Linked DNA regions of Homo sapiens: region 1 is linked to region 2. The links are chromatin contacts, found by Hi-C in ENCODE. All regions are on one chromosome and are shown on one strand. Each heading gives the region's core, a stretch centred on a gene start or an enhancer-like site at or near the end of the contact. The rest is flanking DNA. Distances are from core to core; before and after follow the strand shown. Region 1 overlaps LOC124900486 (a long non-coding RNA gene). Region 2 holds the start of RRAGB (Ras related GTP binding B).

Region 1 (3,071 bases), core at 51-2,550, 350 kb after region 2:
CTTGCTTCTCTCTCCTCCCTTGCCTTAAATGTTTTCTGTCTTTTTTCTGTTAAATTTCAGCATTCTGTCTTAGGTGATCTCTTCAAGATGATACTGTCTACTCACTAATTTGGTTTTGTGTGGTAGAAGCTTTAAGGTGGCTGACTAGAGGCATCCAGTACTCACGTCTTCCATTCGTCTTTGTGGAGTACGTGAGTACCAGATGCCTCTAGTCAGCCATCTTAAAGCTTCTTCCCAAAAAAATTTTGAAATCCCCTTGAACTCTTGTAGCCAATAGGTCAGGCCTATTTTTTTACATATCAGATTTTTGTTATTTTTCATTTGAATAGTGTCTAGGAACTCAGAATGGTTTTGGAAGCTTTTAATCTGAGTAATTGGGTCATTTTTACCTGCATGAGAGGCAGTGCCTAGATGGTAGACTAGAGGCAGCTCATGTGTGCTGTTCTCAAAGAAAGGAAACAAAAGGGCTAGTGAGCACTAACTCTGCAGGTTGATCTTCTGAGAAACCAGGTCAGGATCCATCAATGCAGCAGGGGAACACAGAGAGCAGAGGATCAAAGCTGGTCAACAGCCAGCCTGGACTCAGCAGAGAGCCAGGAGAACCTCTCTAATATGAGAAAGAGTGAGTGAGAGCACCTAGGGAGATTCACACTCCAACAGGGACCTGTGCAAGACTAGGAATGGGAGAATCCCCCTTCCCCCGTCCCCCTCCTACACTTCTAAGACTGAGGCAGAAAACTGTTCAGACTTTTTCACAGGCAACTCTCGAGTCCAAGGGGACTTCTACAAGCCTTGGGCCCTAGAAAACACCAGCACTTGCACCATAGCTCCAATAGAGGCCAAAGTGGCAGTATCTGGGAGCAGTAAGATTGCTTTACTTCCCCTTGCTGGAAGAGGCTCAGCACCAGCTTCTAGCCTAGCGGTCCTACTTTGGCTTGAATTCGGCCAGCTATTTCACCCACCTTGCCAATGGTAGCCAAAGTGGAAATGCCTGATATAGCCTTCAGCCTCATGGTCTCCCTTTTGTGTGAACTCAGCTTTAGGGTGAAGCCTCCTGATGTTCTAGGAGACATTCTGACAGCAGGGCACATGACCCCATCCAGCCACACCACTGATAGCCAGAATGTCAATGCTTGCTAGAGCTTCTGGCCTAGTGGTCTTGCTTTTTTGTGAACTCAGCTGGATGGTGCCACTTCCTGTTGTCCTGGAAAATACCCGGATGGCAGAGTGTGTGACCCCACCTGCCCTGCCACTGGAAGCCAGGTGGGCAACACCTGTTAGAGCTTCTGGCCCGACAGCCCACTTCTGTTTGAGCACAGTTAGAGGGTGCAGCTTCCTGTTTTACCAAGCAACACCTGGATGGCAGAGCACATGACCCCACCCGACTCTGCCACTGGAAACCAGGTGAGCAACACTTCCTAGAGCTTCCTGCTCAGTGGCCCTGATTCTGTGTGAACTCAGCTGGAGCACACAGCTTCCTGTTGTTTTGGTGAACAACCAAATTTTGGAGTGTATGATTCCACCCACTCGCACCACTGGCAACCAGGCAAGCAATGCCTGCTATAACTTTTGCCCCAACAGCTTCGTTTCTGTGTAAACTCAGCTAGAGGTCACAGCTTCCTGTTGTCCCAGGAAACACCTGGATTGCAGAATGTGTGACCCCACCCACCCCTGCCAATGGTAGCCAGGCAAGCAATGCATGCTAGAGCTTCCAGCACAGCAGCCCCGCTTCTGCGTGAACTCAGCTGGAGGACACAGCTTCATGTTGTCCCATGAAACATCCAAATGGCAGAGTACATGACCCTGCCTGCCCCCACCACTGATAGCCATGCAGGTAATGCTTGCTAGAGCTTATAGGCCAGCAGCCCTGCTTCTTTCTAAAGTCAGGTGGAAGTCCCAGCTTTGTTATCCTGGGAAACACCTGGTCAGCCATGCACATGACACTCCACCCACCCTGACCACTATTAATGAAGCAGGTAACACCTATTAGAGTTTCTAGCCCAGCAGCCTCACTTCTGTCTGAACTATGCTGGCATGCACAGCCTCCTGTTGTCCCAGGAACCACTCAGATGGCAGGAGAGGTGACCCCACCCACCCATGCCACTGACAGCCAAGTGGGCAATGCCTATTAGAACTTCTGGCTCAGCTGTCCTGCATCTGTGGGAACTCAGCTGGAGTGTGCAGCCACCTGTTGTCCTGAGAAACACCTGGATGGCAGGGTGCATGACCCCACTGATCTAATCCCTGCCACTGAGAGCCAGGAATGCAATGCCCACTAGAGCTTCTGACCCAGTGGCCCTGCTATTGTGTGAGCTCGGTTAGAGGGTGCAGCTTCCTGTTGTCCTGAGAAACACCCACCCTGCTGTCCCCCACTACTAGTAGCCAGGTGGGATATGTGTATTAGAGCTTCTGGCCCAGTAAGCCCGCTTCTGTGGAAACTCAGCCGATGGGCACAGCCTCCTTTTGTCCCAGGAGGTACCCAGACAGTAGGGATGGCATCCCCACCCACCCCCACTGCTGGTAGCCAGGTGAGTCATGCCTGATCGAGCTTCTGGCCCAGCAGTTCTACTTCTGCCTGAATTTGCTAAGGGGTGCAGCCCCCTATTGCCCTGGAAACACCCAGATGCCAGAGCAGTCAACTCCACCCACCCCCATCTCCTGTAGCCAGATGTGCCACATCCCCTAGAGCTTCCAGCCCAGCAGTCATGCCCGGCTTCCTGCCCAGCAGTCTTGCCCGGCTTCCTGCCCAGCGGTCTTGCCCAGCTTCCTGCCCAGCGGTCCTGCCCAGCAGTCCTGCTTCAGTGTGACGATTCCTCAAGGATCTAGAACCAGAAATACCATTTGACTGAGCAATCCCATTGCTGGGTATATACCCAAAGGATTATCAATCATTCTCCTATAAAGACACATGCACACATATGTTTATTGCAGCACTATTCACAATAGCAAAGACTTGGAGCCAACCCAAATGCCCATCAAAGATAGACTGGATAAAGAAAATGTGGCACATATACACCATGGAATACTATGCAGCCATAAAAAAGAATAAGTTCATGTTGTTTGCAGGGACA
Region 2 (3,347 bases), core at 92-2,591:
GTTCCCAGGTAAGAAGGTTTTTTTGTTTTTTTGTTTTTTTTTAGTGGGGGGCAGCGGGAGGGAGAAAGGGCTATTATCAATTTTGTATCAGAGTTAAACTATAAACTAAATTCCTTCCCAAGGTTAGTTCGGCCTACGCCCAGGAATGAACAAGGACACCTTAAAGGTTAGATGTAAGATGGAGTCGGTGAGGTCTGATCTCTTTCACTGTCATAATTTCCTCAGTTACAGTTTTTGCAAAGGCAGTTTCAATAATAGTACTCTGTTTCCTGCAGTTTCTCTTCCTTCCTTCCCTTTTTTTCTTATCAAAGTAATATATGTACACACTTACGTGTAAATAATACATGTAGTATATCATATATTAATTATAAATAATATAATTAAACTACACATTTATTTAAAATAACATATTTATAACATATTATTTAAGTATTAGTTGATTATATTAAATATAATTAAATGTCATATTAATCTTATTATTATATATCATTTATACATTATAGAAATATATATAGCACAGAAGGGCTTCAGATAAAAAATAATAGTCCCCTGACATATCACGTCCTATCCCCTACCCCATTCTCCAGAAGGAACATCTTTGAACCCCTCTGGGCATTTTTCCTGGTGTGCATATCCCTACCAGTAGTCTTTCTGTTCTCAATTCTAGACTTCACTTATTTACAGATGGGGTCTCGCTATGTTGGCCAGGTTGGTCTTGAACTCCTGGCCTCAAGTGATCCTCCCTCCCCAGCCTCCCAAAGTGCTGGGATTAAAGGCATGACCCACCACTCCCAGCCCTAGACTTTATTTATTGACTTCTTACTATGGTACTTCCTTCACTTCCTGTTTTAAACAAGTGGGAAGATGAATGTGTGTGTTAAAATTCCTGATGAATCCCTGGTTTCAGCAATAACGATAATTTATACAGTATTTGCTATGTGGAAGACACAGTTCTAAGCGCTTTGGATGTATTAATCATTTAATTACAAACTCGATTGCAAGAATTAACAATAAAAAGCAGGAAGGCAAAGACAATGCTCGGTCTTCCCAGTCAAAAACCATTACCGGTAACCAGCAGTAAAAAAGAGAAGCTCAGAGGCACTGAAATTGCAACCGGCTCCTTTAATTCTCCATAGCGGATGGGTGGGGCCAGGCCCACCCACATTAGAGAGGCTGAAGGCTCCCAGCGCCCTACCCCGCCCGAGGGGCGGAGCCTGAGCCAAGGCCACGTGATGATGACAGACGGCACTCTGGCTTTCCTGGAGCTGTCTCTATGGTATTCTTCCCAGCCCACCCGTCCCTTTGGTAGCGGCAGTCACGTGACAGACTCCGGGGTAAGGCAGATGCCCACGTGATCCTGGCCTGCAGTTGGGTGGCTGCGGTGAGATACCTGGGTTCCTGAAGGGCGGGTGGTTAGGTCGTAACTACTGCCCCCGCCGGCTGACTCTCCGAGCGGCCGGGCTCGGAAGCCACGAGCCAGCTGAGGCGTTCTCCGCTTAGTGCCTACGGCATGGGTCAGCTCTTTCTGCCACCTCCGCCTTCGCGGTCCTCACCTCTTTGCGGGTGAAGTTACCTTTGGGTTTCCAGACCTTGGGGGCCTGAGGCCCAAACTCGGGACGAACCCCTAACCCACCTCTCTTTTCCTGTCATTCTCCAACTCTTACTTTGTACCACGGAATCACTTGGCCTTAAAGCTAGCCAGCTCGGCCGTGCCTTGAGGCCAGGTTCGAGAGATAAAGGTAACCGTGGGGAAAGCGGCCCCCCAGTGGACAAAGGCGGAGGCAAGAATAGAGCAGGCCTGAGGGCCATAGGCGATGAGAATAGGCAGTTGAGGGGTGAAAAAGAAAACAAACAAACAACAACAACAAACCCTGAAGAGTACTGAAGATTTAGAAGGGACTGGAAAGGACTTGTTGCGCAATGGAAGAATCTGACTCTGAGAAAACGACGGAGAAAGAAAATCTGGGGCCGAGAATGGATCCACCACTAGGGGAACCGGAAGGATCGCTTGGGTGGGTGAAGGGTATTTGTGAAACCTGGAAGTGGGGGTGTTCAAATTGAAGAGAGTATTGTGAATTAGAACACTTCTCCCCACCCCGCACCATGATAAATTGCTTTGATTTACCAGTAATGTTGATTGGGATTATGCTTTGGACGACAGGATAAACTGGAAAGCGAATTGGTGCTAACTGATCAGAAACAACCCTTGGGAAGGGGCTGATATTCCTGGTGGTGGTGCTGGGGGAGTGTTCTAATTAAAGCAGTTATGAGTTGCTTTGAATTATCAGTAAAGGAGATTTGCTGTCACCAGGTTGGGGATGGAAAGACTAGAAAGAAGATTTGCATTTCCAGGTCAGAGCTTGAGGGTGTTTTCTGTGCCAATTTGTACCTGAATTTGAGACTTACATCTACTTTGTGTCTGTGATGAGTGAAATAGGGCTTGGAAGGACAGCTGAAGGACTAAAAAGATACTTCCAGATTTTAAAATTAGGAGGCTGAATGTTTTTTATACATAGAAGATATTCAATACTCAGTCCTCAAGTAGAGGATATCAATATATTCTGTTTTTTTAGAAATAGAAGATATTGTTTGATTAAAGCAGCTGTGTTGCTTTGATTAAGATGATGAAAAATTGAATCTTGAATTTTAATGGCTCATTTGTATTCCTAAATAAATCTTCCTAGGAGTTCTCTCTTGAACTTCTAATTAGGAGATAGAGAGTATACACACAGTTTTATAATTTAGGAAAATGGGACCTCTATTCATCTGAGGTCCCACACACACAGCTGTACTCAGCCGTTGTACTAAACATGCTCTTTTGTACCTCCATGTTTATTTATACTTCATTAATTTCAATTTCTAAGGGAATTGGATCATGGAAACTGTTTTTTGGTTTATATCTGCAGGTGGGTGCTACCAAATACAGCCATGAAGAAAAAGGTAAGACGTGTTAGATACGTCAAAACCATGAAGGTAAAGGTAAGAAGTTGATATTCAGGAACTTTGTGACATATATACACCATCTTTTCTGGACTATTGCAGGAGCCTTCTGTGTGGTCTGTCTGACTCTCTTCTCCTTGTATGCTATCAGATTTAATTTTTCTAATATGAAAATCCGACTGAGTCATCTACATACTTAAGAACCTTTAGTAACTTCTTTAAGCCCATGGAATAAAATCCAAATGATTTCATGGCCCTTTAAAATCTGTTCCTGACCAAACCCTGTGCCACACTTATGCACCCTATCACAGCCCTACAGAATTTATTGTTCTCCAGATTTACAAATTAATTTGCACTTTGTGTAAGCCATATACACACACCATACAGGCCTCTGTCTGCACATTTAT

The links. Hi-C counts contacts between places; a loop is a spot of excess contacts on that map. Pooled maps may share reads with other maps.
Region 1: a pooled map shows a loop between it and region 2 (15-fold over the local background). The contact joins the enhancer-like site here to the promoter of RRAGB in region 2. A Hi-C loop is called at or near these places in 5 of 37 single-sample maps with no recorded cell type and 5 of 50 pooled maps.

Annotation. Positions count from the first base shown.
Region 1 is chrX:56,067,036-56,070,106 of GRCh38, forward strand. All of the region lies in intron 1 of LOC124900486 (a long non-coding RNA gene), which reads left to right. It also overlaps a transcript of KLF8 not described here. Among named protein-coding and RNA genes, the nearest start is that of KLF8, 160 kb to the right of the region's middle. Within about 2 kb of position 1,301, at least 2 of the 41 ENCODE cell types and tissues checked have a DNase peak (open chromatin) inside an H3K27ac peak, as active enhancers do.
Region 2 is chrX:55,716,408-55,719,754 of GRCh38, forward strand. It overlaps RRAGB (Ras related GTP binding B), which reads left to right and starts at 1,342. Exons shown (of 10, transcript NM_006064.5): 1 at 1,342-2,012; 2 at 2,907-2,940. The coding sequence starts at 1,921. RefSeq lists enhancers at 1,471-1,670, 1,831-1,960.